2 separate regions of the Homo sapiens genome follow, and region 2 is linked to region 1. A link is an interaction called in ENCODE POLR2A ChIA-PET data of the cell type or tissue named here. Cell type or tissue: PC-9. All regions are shown on one strand. Links, peaks and the distances in the headings refer to the core of each region. The heading gives the core; the rest is flanking DNA. Region 1 has its middle 87 kb from the start of NAP1L1. Region 2 overlaps NAP1L1 (nucleosome assembly protein 1 like 1).

The links. Peaks named below come from ENCODE experiments on the same cell type or tissue, not always from the same donor. Only the 100,000 strongest peaks of a DNase experiment are listed, where the experiment ranks them.
Region 2: POLR2A ChIA-PET joins it to region 1 with 12 read pairs; 2 of 35 experiments call an interaction of 5 or more read pairs at or near these places.

The regions. Positions count from the first base shown.
Region 1 is chr12:76,167,134-76,175,989 of GRCh38, forward strand. No RefSeq gene overlaps it. Among named protein-coding and RNA genes, the nearest start is that of NAP1L1, 87 kb to the left of the region's middle. RefSeq lists a silencer at 5,824-5,883. In PC-9, for the core only: no CTCF peak of the experiment used is centred there; no DNase peak of the experiment used is centred there.
Region 2 is chr12:76,065,179-76,074,034 of GRCh38, forward strand. It overlaps NAP1L1 (nucleosome assembly protein 1 like 1), which reads right to left. Exons shown (of 15, transcript NM_004537.7): 3 at 3,731-3,816; 4 at 2,193-2,295. Among named protein-coding and RNA genes, the nearest start is that of NAP1L1, 15 kb to the right of the region's middle. In PC-9, for the core only: no CTCF peak of the experiment used is centred there; no DNase peak of the experiment used is centred there; H3K4me3 peaks cover 527 bases; H3K27ac peaks cover 2,305 bases.

The sequences.
Region 1 (8,856 bases), core at 188-8,187:
TTATTTCTGCCTTAATTTCATTATTTACCCAGTAGTCATTCAGGAGTAGGTTGTTCAGTTTCCATGTAGTTGTGTGGTTTTGAGTGAGTTTCTTAATCCTGAGTTCTAATTTGATTGCATTATGGTCTGAGAGACCGTTTATTATGATTTCCATTCTTTTGCATTTGCTGAGGAGTGTTTTACTTCCAATTATGTGGTCAGTTTTAGAATAAGTGTGATATGGTGCTAAGAAGAATGTATATTCTGTTGATTTGGGGTAGAGAGTTCTATAGATGTCTATTAGGTCTGCTTGGTCCAGAGCTGAGTTCAAGTCCTGAATATTCTTGTTAATTTTCTGTCTCATTGATCAGTGGGGTGTTAAATTCTCCCACTATTATTTTGTGGGTGTCCAAGTCTCTTTGTAGGTCTCTAAGAACTTGCTTTATGAATCTGAGTGCTCCTGTATTGGATGCATATATATTTAGGATAGTTAGGTCTTCCTGTTGCATTGATCCCTTTACCATTATGTAATGCCCTTCTTTGTGTTTTTTGATCTGTGTTGGCTTAAAGTCTATTTTATCAGATACTAGGATTGCAAACCCTGCTTTTTTTTTTGCTTTCCATTTGCTTGGTAAATATTCCTCCATCCCTTTATTTTAGCCTATGTGTGTCTTTACATGTGAGATGGGTCTCCTGAATACAGCACACCGATGGGTCTTGACTTTTTATCCAATTTGCCAGTCTGTTTCTTTTAATTGGGGCATTTAGCCCCTTTACATTTAAAGTTAATATTGTTATGTGTGAATTTGATCCTGTCATTATGATGCTAGCTGGTTATTTTGCCCATTAGTTGATGCAGTTTCTTCATAGTGTAGATGTTCTTTACAATTTGGTATGTTTTTGCAGTGGCTGGTAGCGGTTTTTCCTTCCATATTTAGTGTTTCCTTCGGGAGCTCTTTTAGGGCAGGCCTGGTGGTGACAAAATCTCTCAGCATTTGCTTGTCTGTAAAGGATTTATTTCTCCTTCGCTTATGAAGCTTAGTTTGGCTGGATATGAAATTCCAGGTTGAAAATTCTTTTCTTTAAGAATGTTGAATATTGGCCCCCACTCTCTTCTGGTTTGTAGGGTTTCTGCAGAGACATCCACTGTTAGTCTGATGAGCTTCCCTTTGTGGGTAACCCAACCTTTCTCTCTGGCTGCCCTTAACATTTTTTCCTTCATTTCAACCTTGGTGAATCTGATGATTATGTGTCTTGGGGTTGCTCTTCTCAACGAGTATCTTTGTGGTGTTCTCTGTATTTCCTGAATTTAAATGTTGGCCTGTCTTGCTAGGTTGATGAAGTTCTCCTGGATAATATCCTGAAGAGTGTTTTCCAACTTGGTTCCATTCTCCCCGTCACTTTCAGGTACACCAATCAAACATAGATTTGGTCTTTTCACATAGTCCCATATATTTTGGAGGCTTTGTTCATTCCTTTTTCTCTAATCTTGTCTTCATGCTTTGTTTCATTAAGTTGATCTTCAATCTCTGATAACCTTTCTTCCACTTGATCGATTTGGCTATTGATACTTGTGTATGCTTCACAAAGTTCTCGTGCTGTGTTTTTCAGCTCCATCAGGTCATTTATGTTCTTCTCTAAACTGGTTATTCTAGTTAGCAGTGCCTCTAACCTTTTGTCAAGGTTCTTAGCTTCCTTGCATTGGGTCAGAACATGCTTCTTTAGCTCAGAGGAGGCTTCTGAAGCCTACTTCTGTTCATTCATCAAACTCATTATCCGTCTACTTTTGTTCCCTTGCTGGGGAGGAGTTGTGATCCTTTGGAGGAGAAGAGACGTTCTGGTTTTTGGAAATTTCAGGCTTTTCGCACTGGTTTTTCCTTATCTTCGTGGGTTTATCTATCTTTGGTCTTTGATGTTGGTGACCTTTGGATGGGGTTTCTGTGTGGACGTCCTTTTTGTTGATGTTGATGCTATTCCTTTCTGTTTGTTAGTTTTCTTTCTATCAGTCAGGCCTCTCTGCTGCAGGTCTGCTGGAGTTTGCTGGAGGTCCATTCCAGACACTGTTTGCCTGGGTATCACCAGTGGAGGCTGCAGAACAGCACAGATTGCTGCCTGTTCCTTTCTCTGGAAGCTTCATTCCAGAGGGGCACCTGCCAGATGCCAGCCAGAGCTCTCCTGTATGAGGTGTCTGTCGACCCCTGTTGGGAGGTGTCTCCCAGTCAGGAGGCACAGGGGTCAGGGACCCACTTGAGGAGGCAGTCTGTCCCTTAGCAGAGCTCGAGCACTGTGCTGGGAGATCTTCTGCCCTCTTCAGAGCAAGCAGGCAGGAACGTTTAAGTCTGCTGAAGCTGTGCCTTCAGCTGCCCCTTTCCCCAGGGAGATGGGAGTTTTATCTATAAGCTCCTGACTGGGGCTGCTGCCTTTCTTTCAGAGGTGGCCTGCCCTGAGAGTAGGAATCTAGAGAGGCAATCTGGCTACAGTGGCTTTGCTGAGCTGCGGTGGGCTCCACCCAGTTCGAACTTTGTTTACACTGTGAGGGGAAAACTGCCTACTCAAGCCTCAATAATGGTGGATGCCCCTCCCCCCACCAAGCTCAAGCATCCCAGGTCGACTTCAGACTGCTGTACTGGCAGTGAGAATTTCAAGCCAGTGGATCTTAGCTTGCTGGGCTTCGGGGGTGAGAGCCACTGAGCTAGACCACTTGGCTCCCTGGCTTCAGCCTTGTTTCCAGGAAAGTGAACAGTTCTGTCTCACTGGCATTATAGGTGCCACCGGAATATGGAAAAAAAAAACAAAACCCTGCAGCTAGCTCAGTGTCTGCCCAAATGGCTGCCCAGTTTTGTGCATGAAACCCAGGGACCTGGTGGTGTAGGCACCCAAGGGAATCTCCTGGTCTGCTAGTGGCAAAAACTGTGGGAAAAGCATAGTATCTGGGCCAGAATGCACTGTTCCTTACAGCACAGTCCCTCATGGCTTCCCTTGGCTAGGGGAGGGAGTTGCCTGACCCATTGTGCTTCTGGCATCAGGCGATGCCCCACTCTACTTTGGCTCATCCTCAGTGGGCTGCACCCACTGTCTAACCAGTCCCAATGAGATGAGCCATGTACCTCAGTTGGAAATGCAGAAATCACCTGCCTTCTGGGTCAATCTTGCTGGGAGCCATAGACTGGAGCTGTTCCTATTCGGCCATCTTGCCAGCCCAGATCCAGCCGAATTATTTTAAGTATGAGAGAGGGCTCAGCCTCCTGGAAAAATTCTAGATCTGGGTGTGTTGAATACATTTTCCTGTGCCAGAAACTATAGACCCATGGATTTCATGAAGTAGATCTATTTCTAAAAGGAAAGATGAAGACAAATTCAGTAAAAACAGCTAACTTTTATTACCCACCTCTCATATATGCCAGACACTGGTGTGTACACATCAACTGCTTTATATAAATGTATCATGCAGTCCTCAGGCATACCCTAAAAGGTAGATCCTATTGTCCCCGTATTACAGTTGAAGAAACTAAGGTGACTCCACAGATCCACATCACCCATACAGGAATGGAACTAGTTGGTGAGTTGGTCAAAGAAGGATTCTCAAAGGAGAGTTCTTAAGAATAACAAGACAGTGAGATCAGAGAATCTGAGGGTCTACTCGACAAGAGTGATTACTTCTCTGAAACTGGGTAGGAATGGATTTAATTCAACCAAGTAATGTGGAGTGGAGCAGATCTCCTCAAGGAAAAGAGTCCATGTTGGTAGAAGCCTATATAGGACCCCAGTGCTAGATTTGAGGATGGAAATGGTGTTGTGATCTTGTAGGGATTCTCATCCCCCAGAGTGGCATCCAACCCTCTTCTGAAGGGATGAACAAAATATCTCAGTAACTTAGCCAATGTCCCTGGCATAAAGACTTTCCTTAGCATACTGGAGAGCCCCATGTCCTATGAGCAGACAGACAGACAAAGAAGAGAGTTGAGAGCAGCCACTGCACAGGAGACCCATGGTGTCTACCTGCCAAGAAGGGAAGGAAAACATCTTTGGGAGAATGATGAATCCAAGCTGGCTTAATGTGGAGCCAAGACACTGGCTGCAGATTCTGTGCTTTGAAACTTCCTGTAAATATTTATTGAGAGATTTGTCAGCATCTCACCAGATCAGGCTCGGAGAGCCTCTACCTGGAGAATCCCTTCCAAGGTTCAACTTCTCCTGGGCAGGCAGCTGGAATAGTTTTCCCCCAAATTTCTCATTTAAGAACCAGATGGTAAGGGATATTAACAAGCAGCATTGTTTCAGCATATCAAATATTCCAACTGCAAAATGGGACTTGTTTCTCTGGAGACAATGAATTGAGTTCACCCCATCTTCTATAATAAGGTTCTGTGGAGAACCATCCTTAATAAATCAGGAATACTGATGAAGTGGTCCAACAGGCTGATGCTAGGAAAACTGGTAGGGAAGGATGGCTTTCATTCTTCCATGTTCATAAAGCAAACTCTTCCAGTGTTTACATTCCTGACTCCCCTCTTTCTGAACATCGCAAATACAGGTGGGGAAGTGGGAGTGGAGGATGGGTGAGAGGGAAACAATGGGACGAACAGGAGGGAGAGAGAGGGAGCAGGAGATGAGAGCAAACAGGGTAAAATTCCAAATAAAAGAGAAATTTCATGGTTAAATAATGCTTAAATCTGTCAGTTAAGTTAAAAATAAGCCATTAACAAATTAAAAAGAAATTATGAGATAAATTATGCTTATTTTAAAATTAGATTTGAAAAGGGATATTGAACAACTGAAAGCAGCAAGTCAAAAAAGAGTAAAGACTAGACCTAAATATTCCAAATTAAGATTTGAATTTGATGAAAGCAAAATAAAATAAATATTTATAATTTTTTAAAAGGCTGAGGGCTAGAGAAATAAGATGAAAACTTTGAAATGGAAAGCTATACCATTAAGATGGAGCTAAAACCCAAATTTTTTTAAAAAAAGAAAAAAATTTGGCTAAATTTAATTTTAGAAGTGAAAGAAAGTTAAAAAAAAAAAAAGGGAACTTATAAAAACAAAAACTCAAAACAACAACAACCTGCCCAGCGAGGTCAGACAAGAGAAGCTAGGAAAGAGGAAATTCTTTGGACAGCCAGACTTTCCTCATAAAAAATTTTCCTGAGGCATATCCCTGGTGGTAGGTTTTTTTTGGCTGGTTATGTCTTCATTTATGCATACCTCCATTCATTCATTCCATAAATATTTATTGTGCCAAGACCTGGGAATTCAATGTAAGTAAAGCAGTAAACTTTGCCCCCCATGAAACCTATGGTCCAGTAGCAACATATTGTGATGGGAGAGAAGACAGACATTACACAAATGATTACACAGGCAAATTATTAATTACAACCTGTAGTGAGAGTTATGAAGAAACAACCCAGGGGGCTCTAGGGAGTAACTGGCCTGGCTATTGATTGTATGTAGGTTGGGGATGCTCAGGGAATGTGTAGGTAGGCGGACACCAAGAAAGTCTCTCTGCAAACATATTTGTCCTGAGATCTGAAAGATACATAAGGAATTAACAGAGGCAAAGTAGGGGTGGAGCTGGCCAACATATGTCAAGGGACTGAAACAGGAAGGCTTTCGTGCATTTGAGGAACTAAAAGAAGGCTGTGGGCCGGGTGCGGTGGCTCATGCCTGTAATCCCAGCACTTTGGGAGGCCTACGTGGGCGGATCACGAGGTCAGGAGATCGAGACCATACTGGCCAACATGGTGAAACCCTGTCTCTACTAAAAATACAAAAATTAGCTGGGCATGGTGGCGCGTGCCTGTAATCCCAGCCACTCGGGAGCCTGAGGCAGAATTGCTTGAACCTGGGAGGCAGAGGTTACAGTGAGCCGATATGCACCACTGCACTCCAGCCTGGCAACAGAGAGAGACTCTGTTTTAAAAGAAAAAAAAAAAAAAAAAAGGCTGTGGCTGGAACAGATAGACCTAGCAGGGAAGAAGTATAAGATGTGGTTGAAATGGATGGTAAGGGCCATATTAAGAATTTGGTTTTTATCCTAGGATAATGGGAAACCATTTGTTTGTTTCCTTCATGGCACTAAAACAACTAAAAAGCGTTTCATTTATTTGTCTGTTTACTTTTTTGGGGGGAAGGGTGGGGAGTCCCCTTCCTTAGGGGCAGAGACCATATCTGTCTTGAGCATCATTGTATTCCCAGCACCTACACAGTGGAGAAGTGTAAATATTTTGAATAAATTAATAGCAAGTAATTTTGGAAGGGCCATGACCAAAGTCCAATTCTCCTCCAAAACCTATGCTTCTTTCAGGATGCTTATTACTACCTTAACAGTTTGCTTTGGGTCTATCTGCTTATAAAAATGGTACATGCTGGATGTCTCTCTCAACACTTTTGCTATTCTTAACATTGCAGGTGGCTGGACGCGGTGGCTCATGCCTGTAATCCCAGCGCTTTGAGAGGCAGAGGCGGGCAGGTCACCTGAGGTCAGGAGTTTGAGACCAGCCTGACCAACATGGGGAAACCCCATCACTAATAAAAATACAAAAAAAATTATCCAGGCATGGTGGCACGTGCCTGTAATTCTAGCTACTTGGGAGGCTGAGGCAGGAGAATCGCTTGAACCTGGGAGGTGGAGGTTGCAGTGAGCCGAGATTGCACCATTGCACTCCAGCCTGGGCAACAAGAGCAAAACTGCGCCTCAAAAACAAAAACAAAACCAAAAAACATTGCAGGTTAGCCTCTGAAGTATTGGTTACTTTTCCAAGTTTTGAGAATTACTAACAGTTAGTGACAGCCTTCCATGATAGTAGACAGCCGTCATTGCTGGTTATTGGTGACAGATTGTGCAAGTGGAGGAAGGAGATGATTGTTGTCTGTTCATGTGCCCTGACATTCTGTTCCTGAAGAACTAACACATGCAGTGATGAACAGCTTTCCCACCAACAATTTTCAACAAGTCTCAGAGAAATCTTAGTAACACTTCGAGTCTTATTAAATTTTCCCTCAGGCAGTGGCGCACCTAGTGGATTTGACACCTGGAGCAGATCAGTTTCTAACACCTTCACGTTGTATAAAGCAAGGTTATTTTTAGTAATAGTCATGTAATAATCAGGAATGTTACTTTTTTCTTGAGTTTTTCTTTAGTTTTGAAATAAATAACAATGTTAAAAGAGGAATAAATTTCAGTTTTGGAAACATTATTTTAAATTAAATAGTCTATGTCATGCATTGAACTAAAATTTGCACTTACCAAACAAAAATATCACACTTTGCATTTTGCACTCTTTATCACTATTTTGAATTTTTTTTTTTTTTTTTTGTAACAGAGTCTTGCTCTGTCGCCCAGGCTGGAGTGCAGTACTGTGATCTCAGCTCACTGCAACCTCCGCCTCCCAGGTTCAAGCGATTCTCCTGCCTCAGCCTCCTGAGTAGCTGGGATTACAGGTGCCCACCACCACACCTGGCTAATTTTTTTTTTTTTTTTTTTTTTTTTAGTAGAGACGGGGTTTCACCGTGTTGGCCAGTCTGGTTTCGAATTCCTGACTTCAAGTGATCTGCCCGCCTCAGACTCCCAAAGTTCTGGGACTACAGGCATGAGCCACTGCACCCGGTTTGAATTTTAGATAGAAGTAAAAAATTCAGAGTGGTCACAGAGAATGTCAGAATTGAAGTCAGTCAGGTCTGGTTTCATTATTTTTAAATTCTTTATACTATGTTTGTTTCAAATCTACTTTTTTAAATGAGGAATATGTAGTAACACAGGGGTTGAGGATTCTTAATTGCCTCTGAAATAAGCTCAAATGATTCTGAGCTGTTAGGAAAGTACTCTCACAAGGCTCTTTGTAGCTGATTCTATGTGGGGTAGGGAGTGTTGGGTGGGTCGGGGGCTGTAGGTGCAGGGTTGGGGTGGGGCATGTGGAGATGGGCAGCAGCTGTGAGTTGCTCTGGATTAACTTTCATATAAAATACAATGCTATGAAAGGATAAGAATAAGTATGCTAATTTGAAACTGATATACATTTAAACTTCACAGTACCCACAGCAATTGTTTAAAACTTAAACAAACAAAATATTTTTTGGGTAAAAAGTATTTTATCACTGACACTGTTTAGAATTGCTGATAGGTGATCATAAAAAACAGACCAACTTTTTGAATTTATTATTCAAATTATTATTCTCATTAAATCCTCTGTACAGAAAATGTACTCTTTTACTGCCTCAGGAAGACTGCCCTACTGTGAGGCCGTTGGTATGCCACTACCCCCAAAGACTATAAACAGTTAAAACATATGCCAGGTTTGGTGGCTCACACCTATAATCCCAGCACTTTTGGAGGCCGAGGCAGGAGGATCGCTTGAGGCCAGGAGTTCAAGACCAGCCTGGGCAACATAGCGGGACCCTGTCTCTAAAAATTTTTAAAAATTAACCAGGTGTCATGGCGTGTGCCTGTAGTCCCAGCTACTTGAAAGGCTGAGGCAGAAGGATCACTTGAGTCCATGAGGTTGAGGCTGCAATGAGCCATTATCAGGCCTCCAGCCTGGGTGACAAAGTAAGACCTTGTCTGGAACACAAAAACACAATAAAACAAAAAACCCAAAACCAGTTAACACAACAACAAAGCTCCATCAAAAATGTTACATGTTATTTGAAAAGTAAAGAGCTTTCCCAACGTCCACTCTGGCTTTTAACAATTTCTAAAATGAAGCCTGCCCTCTGTAGAAACTGCTCAGCTTCACCCAAAATAACCTAACATTCTATGTATTTCCCGAATAAAACTAATAAATCAAAGACCAAACAAACAAACAAACAAAAAAAGAAAATACTTTTTATAAATTACTTTTCTAAATAATGTACTTTGGGAAATAATGGAAAATCTCCAAT
Region 2 (8,856 bases), core at 278-8,277, 100 kb before region 1:
TGTATTTACTATTTACTTAATATACTGAAGGGAAAAGTTCAATAGAGCATCTTAATTGATACAGTTAAAAAAAAAAACCAAAGGTCAGATTAAAAAACAGTAAATAGGCACTGAATTTAATGGAGATTTTATATTCATTCCCAGTATGAATAGAAATAAGACAAAGAATACTAATGTTTAACACAGTAGTGAAAGTCCTGGTAATGTTGTAAAGAAAAGTATGTGGTATAATGTAATGTGGAAGAACAGAGCTAAAACTGCCATTATTTGCAGATAAAATCTTGTGACTGGGGGGCAAAACAGAACACATTACTACAATAAATTTAGCAAAGTTACTGGATACAAGAGCAACTTAAAAAAAAAAAAAACAGCAATCCTCTGTAAATCAAGAACAGCCAAACAGAAAATACAAAAAAGATGCTATTCACAACAGCCACACAAAATATACAGAAATTAACTTAACCAATAGACTCTATGAGGATAACTTTGAAACTAAAGACACAGAATGTGACCTGAATAATTAGAAGTATGTGGATGAGACAATATTAAAAGATATAATTCTGTAAATCTACAAATGCAATATAATTCCTATCAACGTTTTAAGGTTTTTTTGCTTGTTGACAACCCTGGTAAACTTAACTGTCAAAAATGTGGATGATTGGGGGAGAAGTATGAAAGGATGCAACCTGCCCTGCCAAATATTAAGACAACTATAAAGTCATAGTAATTAAGTATGACAATGACAAGAGACAAAGACCAATAAAACATAAGAGTGCTGCTCAAAGACAAACACGGGTGTTTACAACTTGATATGCAATGAAGGTAGGTGGTACACCTAAATGGGGGAACAATGGATTGATTAGTGAATAGTGTTTAAAAAAAAAAAAAAAACTAGCTCATGTCACTGGAGGAGGACCCAAAATAAATAAATAAATAAATAAATAAATAAATAAATAAATAAACAAACAAACAAACAAACCTGGCTCAAAAAATGAGGCAGAAAAAAAAGGAACTGGAAGCCTACGTACAACTAATACAAAGGTAGACTCTAAAGGGATTTAAGACCTAAATGTAAAAGGTGAAACTATTCAATACGAAATGTAGCAGAAACCAGGAGGGACTTCTTAAAAAGTTTCAAAAGTACAAGCCCTAGGGCAAAATATTTTACTAAAATAAAACTTAACTGTTTACCAGAGGACTCCATGGATAAATTTGTAGAAATGACACATTATTTAGAATGTCTAAAAACTGACAAGGGAATAACATTTGGAATACAAAGACTTTTGCAAAGCATTAAAAAAAAGTTGCAATCCCAACAAGAAAGTGGAAAAAGGGTACCAATGGGCAACGAAAAAGGTTCAAGCATTATGTAGAAAAGCTAAAAACTCATTAGAAATCATAAAATACAAATAAGACAAAATGAGTCCACACCTCTTAGACTGATTTAAAAATAAAAACAAAAACACTATGAAGCTGGATGGTGCCAATTGTTGGCAGACATGAAGATGAATCTATCTTCTTGCATTGAGTACAGTATTTCTGGAAATCATGCTAGAAGTTTAATACTTAAAGGCTTCCACACTCTATGTAGGTGGCAATCCCACTGCTGAGCACACATCTCAAAGAAATTCTCACACAGTTCCTTTACAGGACATGTACAAAGATGTCTATAACAATAGAATTTGTGTTGATAAATAAGTCCATCATAGGAAAAGCAGATAATAAAACACAGCGAACACATACCACAGAGAACTAGGCAACATTTAGAAGCTACTAACTATAATTAACATATAGACAGTAACTGAATGGATCTTAAAATCACAAAAAAGTTTTTTAAATGTGTAAGCTGAGTAAGATATTCATGCTATTAATAATGATTTATGTCATCAGTGAAATAAGAAATCTGTATTTCTTCTAATTCTGTGCATTTCTAACATACCTCTAAACAAATCTCTGAAATGCTCAAGATCAGTACACTTCCTATAAACTTGAACCACAATAAATAAACTTTAAAAGACCAATGCAAACAGGTGGTACTAAGCACAATTTTAAACTTCTAATAATCCTATACTGGATACTAACAGACAATAGGTTTCCACTATTGCATATCTAAATCCTAGATGGTCTTAAAAATAGATACGCCTGCAACGTTGATTATAGAAAGATAAATAAGGACTATGGAAAAGCTGTACCTTTCAATGTATCCTGTTGGTGTTTCTACCAGACCATCAAGTCTTTCTTGAAGGGCTGCAAGAATCTGAGGATTTTGCATCATCTGAACAGTTAGCTGACGTGCTTTAAAAAAAAAAGGGCATCGAAAGAAGGATTTTATGAAAATGTATTATGCTTTTTTAATAGGACAATCCAATCTCATGAAGTTTTCCTAACTGGCCCATAAATTGCTGGTATATCTAATGAGTAGAGACGGGCAGGGAAAGCTAAAGAGAATACACTAAAGGAAAACCCAATGTTCAGGAATAATTCAGATTCCTAATCTATCTCTAGTCAAGACAGTTCTCAAGGCCACTGCCACAACTATATGAACAATATCCTTTCTCTTCCTGGTATCCTGTGTTTCACCCACCTTGCATTTTAAGAAGCTCAAAGCTTCATTCAGATGCCTATCTATGACTCTTGACAGTCCTCTGAATGCAGACAACACATATCAGAAAACTGCAAATATACTGACAGTTTTAGGCCCAGGAGAAAGATGAAGTGAGTGATCTGAATGTTTATGTTTGATGCTTGTGTAATGTATTTCTATGTGTATGAATAAAGTTAATAAAGTTAATAGTTGGGACAGTCAAAGACTGTAACTAAAGCCAAACAAAATGTGGTTTTCAATGGCTTTTTAAAAACATACTCAATCCAAATATGCACTAGACTTATACAAAACAAATTACAGTACTAACCTTCTCTTCATCATCAATACAGTTATTACACAAAGTGCCATAAACTTAATTTTCCCAATTACTTTTTTTGAGGTCAATTTACTTCTGATAATAATTCAATTACTAGATGATGTACACACAGCCAGGATAACCAATACAGATTTTTAAATATCAATATTGGTCACTGAGGATACAGTTCTGTATCTGTTAAGAAAATGTTACTAAACAAAAGCTGAAGCTATTAATACAAGTTCTGAAGTCTTTTCACAATTAACTTCCATCCGGCTTAAAAATGAAAAGCTGAGTCATCTGGTACCTTAATATTCTTGGCGCAGATCTACAAGACATACCCTAAGTAGTACAATCCCCCACCACCACTCCTTTTAAAAATATCTGCTAAAATAAATTGTGAATATTACCTACATTTAATAAATGGCTCTTCTGCTTGAAGGAGTGGATCTTTAAAAAGACACACACTACATGTTCTCCATATATTAAACACTAAACATACTGTTATAAGCACCACATCACAACCTGTAACATTTCTAAATTCAGACAAAACTCATGGGCAGCTGTTTGACACAAGTACACCAAGTCACTCCAACAGTGCAGGATGCAAACAATGACTTCTAATTGAGTTGCTGTATCTATACCTACCCGCCCCTTACACACACACACACACACACACACACACACACACACACACACACTAGAAGTATGGACCAGTAGATAAATGGGACAATGAGCAAGGGTCCAAAAAAATAGACTGGTACTTATAACTACCCTCTAGTAGACATGTGCCAGCAATCACTGGCTCCTGAAGTAATTTAAAGTAATACCTTTGAGTTTTGTTTCTTCACCAGTTTCCTCTTCTTCTACTTCTTCAACATCATCCAAATCTTGATCAAGTTCAGACTGTTCTTTGCTATAATATCATAGTATCACACCAAGGTTCAAATGTACCAATTACCAAAAAAAGTTACAGAAAAACTTAAAATTCATTTTCAAAATTAGTATCTCTTTCAAAGACATGAAATAGGAAATTCAAAAGGTAATTCCGTTTTCTAACTTCATATGTAAACAAGTACACACTGGAAGTGCTTACACTTTCATTAAAAGCATCTGGTCAAATGTAAAGTTTATACTTTTGAAGCTTTATAAAATTGGTTTTGCAGGTTTTTGGGGAATGTGATGTCAACAAGTACGTGCATTCAACCGAATATCTACTGATTTTACTTTTCCTTCTTAGTAACAACATTCTCATTTTATATGAGATGGCAACACACCAAGCTAAAAGTCTACATTTCCTAGCCTACCTTTAGCTACACTATTTTGACAGCAAGATAAAAAAGCAGAAATGCTGTATTTCTTTGAGGAAGTATCCTTAACAGGATGGTAGATAGCTGGGAAGCCTTTATCTTAATCCCTCTCCCCCTCCCACTTAGAATATGAATGTGATGGCTCAAGCTCCAGCAGCCACACTGGACCAGGAGGCATCCTAGAGAATGAAAGCCACCAGCTAAAGAAAAAGGAGTTAGGAAAACAGAAGAGTCCTGGATCCCTTATGGCTGTGGAGCAACAATACTAGCCTATACTATCTTTGGAGTTTCCTTTTCTTTACTTCACAGTGGAGGTGAGAAAGAATAAAGTGAAGACTTCTGAGTCTAGCTCTTGTTTAGAACAAAGCCAAGATGATAGCACCATTCAAAGAGAAGGTTAAAAATTAATAAGATAGCATCCTTCCCATTTCATCTTAAAAAAAAAAAATCACCAAAAATCTAATTATTGAACATGAGATTACATCTAGCATTAGAAAGGAAAATAAGGATTCCTAAGTCAATGTAAAACATCATTGTATAATTCCTGTGTAAATTTTTTATTTTAACATTTGGATTAGAAATGTAGTTGCTTTTGTGTCTAAACAGCATTTGAAAAATTAATTTTCCACAGGGACAAATAATGACTTAATTTTCATGCAAGTACAGAAAAAAATCAACTGTACTCTGCCAGCATAATTCAGTCTTCAGAAATGATACATACAATTTCTGAAAGCTTTTTTTTTTTTGGGAGACAGTGTCTTGCTCTGTCACCCAGGCTGCCTGGAGTGCAATGGCACAATCTCAGCTCACTGCAACCTCTGCCCCCCAAGCTCAAGCAATTCTCGTGCCTCAGCCTCCTGAATAGCTGGGACTACAGGAGTGCGCCACTGCACCTGGCTAATTTCTGTATTTTTAGTAGAGACAGGCTGGGCTGGTCTCAAACTCCTGGCCTCAGGTGATCCTCCCACGTCCGCCTTCCAAAATCCTGGGATTACAGGCATAAGCCACCACGCCCAGCCTATTTCTGGAAGAACTTTGATTTAGTATAAACTTTAAGTGTTTGATAAGTGTACACACTTAACGGTCACTGGTTACAGATAACTGGAGCATCTCCTCCTCTCGTGTCTTTAATCAATTGAACATCTATATCCAAAGGCTTTAAAACAGCTGTCCACAAACTATGCCCATGTGGCCAAATCCAGCCCACCCTATTATTGTAAATAAAATTTTATTGGAACACAGATGCACTACATTTATGTATTGTCTGCTTTCACACTACATCAGCAGAGTTGAGTACAGTCATCCCTCAGAGTCTATGGTGGACTGGTTCCAGGAAACCTCCCTACCAAAATCCTGGGATGTTCAAGTCCCTTATATAAAATGGCACAGTAATTACAACTAACCTATGCACATCCTCCTGCATACTTTAAATCACCTCTAGATTACTTATAATAATACTATATACCATATAAACGTTATGTAAATAGTTGTATTATGCTGGGCCAGACAAAGTGGCTCATGCCTACAATCCCAACATTCCGGAAGCCAAGGCAAGAGGATCACTGGAGGCCAGGAGTTCAAGACCAGCCTGATTAACACAGTAAGAATTCTCTATTAAAAACAAAACAAACAAACAATAGTTGTTATGTTCTATTGCTTATTTGTATTTATTATTGTGCTGTTATATTTTATTGTTTTTTACCCTAATATTTTCCATCTGCAGTTGGTTGAATTCATAGATGCAAACTCATGGATGCTGAACCCACAGACACAGAGGGCCAACTGCAGTTAGAGAATCGTATGTGGCCCAAAATGCTGAAAATGTTTACCACCAAGCCTTTTACAGAGAAAGGTTTACTGACTCTGGTTTTCAAGCACAAGACTCCCCTCTGACTTCCACCCTCCCAGGGCTAACAGGCATCCAAAATTAAATAATAAGGAAGGGGGAAATCAAGCTGTCACAACCAATTTACTCTTTTTAAAGTTTAAAATGAGAGTTGCAAAGTTAAGATGGCAGATGCCACAAACTCATCTGATCTTAATCCTTCTAAAATCTCCACTAAAATTATGATAAAGGGTTTTTTTGTTTTGTTTTGTTAGCAGGCTAACACTGAAATCAAAGAAAACAAGGGCAGCAACATTTTGGAAGCTGGAAACCAGACAAGTGATAATTTCATTGAGAGAACTGAAATCTAAGATTAGCAGTGGGGAAAGCTGAGAAGCAGCCCAATCAGTCTTCAAAAGGATAAGAACTGGTAGCACCAGGTACATTTCTAGAACTAGGGCAAGGGGTGGGACAGGAGAGAAGGTCGCTAAAACAAGAAAGTAAAAACTGATAAGCAGTTAAATCATTAGATCTTCTCTACACTAGCAGAAATATTCAGTTTCCTCTCAGGAAAGGGTAAAATTCAGAACTTGGACTGGAAGACAACAGACACAGTCAACAGTATCAAAGATATAGGACTATGTACACATTAGAATGCTAAATGTAGAGCCTCCTCTACATTTAAAGGAACACCAGAAGCCAGATCTTTACCCAGACACTGTTCAACGATGAATCTGACTAGCCCAGAAAAAAAAAAAAATGACCATTCTAACACTGGGGTTTCTAACAAATGCCCACTCTGGTGACCCTACACTGAAATCCCAAATTAACAAGCCTCCCCACTCCAACGCTCAAATTTTCCAATCAATTTTCTTTTTTAAACATGTCTGAAGTGTCCCTACACCCCACCCAATCCAATCTTAATGAGCAGCCAACCAAGTATTGATTTATATTTGAGGAAAGCATCCTAGATTGAGACCAAAACAAATGAGAGAAAGAAAATGTAAGAGCAAATGGACTATAAAGATGGAAGAAACATCCAGAGAAAAGACATTATCATCAATGAAACAAGAAGAGGATGCTATTTAAAAAAAAAAAAAAACAAAAAAACAGGAAGAACGAAGCAGGTCTTGGAAACTAAAACAACAGAAATTTTAAAACTCAACACAAGCTGAAAGTCTTCAGTTCTGTCCAGAAAGAAGAGCAAAGAGACAGAGATGGAAAATAGGACAAAAGGTCATGAGAGCAATCCAACACACAACATCTAATAGTAGCTCCAGAAAGAGAAAACAAATGAGACAATCACAAAGTTCAATCAAGAATATCCCTGAACTAAAAGCCACTGAATTGCTGCACTGAAAGGGTCCACCACTGAATATGTAACATTAAGAGAAAAAAATAATAATGTGAAAATTTCAGAACTCTGAAGCCAGAGTAGCTTCCAGAAATGTATATATAGTGTAAATGTACATATTTCTTAATTATCACACACAAATGGTTAGTTACAATGACTCTGAACTTCAACACAGCAACACTGGAAGCAAGGTGACAATGGAGCAATGCCTTCAAAATTCTGAAGAAAAATGATCCCATCTTACTATCCTACACCCAAACTATCCGGCATAAAGGTAGAATAGTCGTTTTCAGTCATGACATGTCTTAAAATAATTTAGCTCCCTTGTACTCTTCCAAGAAGGTACTAACAAACCGAGAAAGCAATGTGAGATATGGCAAACAACAAACCCAAGAGGAGAAACAAGGTGAAACCTCAGGAAGATAGTAAAATAGATCCAATGACAGCCATGTCACCAAGGTTAAGCAATCCAAATTAGAGGTGTGACACAGGAGACAATCACTTTGGGAACCATTATTATTAAAAATGCCGTTTCCACTCTTCTCGTTTTTTTTAATGCTGAAGACAGAATGCATAAGTCACTCATCTGTTTTTTTTTAATGCTGAAGATAAAATGCGTAAGAGTGGCCCAAATTCTTATTTGTACTTCTATGTGTTGATCTTGTACTGAAGTTTCCAGCCCTCCCACTATCATTCGCTGATGCCTACAACAGCTATGGAAAATAATTTAGCATCCCCTCACTCCCAAGTGCTCTATTTTAACACGGGCTACTGTAAAATTACACGCAACAAACACTGTGTACCTCATCCCATTCTTCCTGACCCTGTTTCTATAAAACATCCATCCACATTAGAATCCTGCCACATGCCAACTTGATTAAACCTATACTTCCCAGGACACATGACCTTGCCCAATACTTCTCCACAATAAGTCTTTTATAAAGCCTCACAAAACTTGAGGCCAGACTATGACCCAGATAGTCTTTCTTCCTTGTTATCCTATCTTATAGCCTTCAATTAACAGTGGCAAAGTGGCAATGTTGCTTTACATAGCTAACTTTGTGATCACTATTCAGATTTTCAAAATTAAACACTGATTATTTATAGGTGGTAAAGCTCTGAAGGAAAGCAAAGAAAAGAATTAGCAAAAGCCAGGATAGCACTTACATGTCTGCAAGGGAAAGGTGCAATTGAGAAGGGGCACACAAGGCTTCTGATAGTAATGTTCTATTTTTAACTTGTCTGAATATTCCTTAAGCTCTATATATAAATACATTTTATACACATTTTGGGTGTTTGGTACATTACAATGCAAGCAGTAAATCTTTGGGAAATATATACAATAAAAATGAATTCTGCAAGTATTTATAATCCATTATCATGCTCAGCATTTTCTTAAAAATAGTGACAAATGGTTTAGTATATACGATGGTTTCGAATATATGATCATAAATATGCTAATGATCA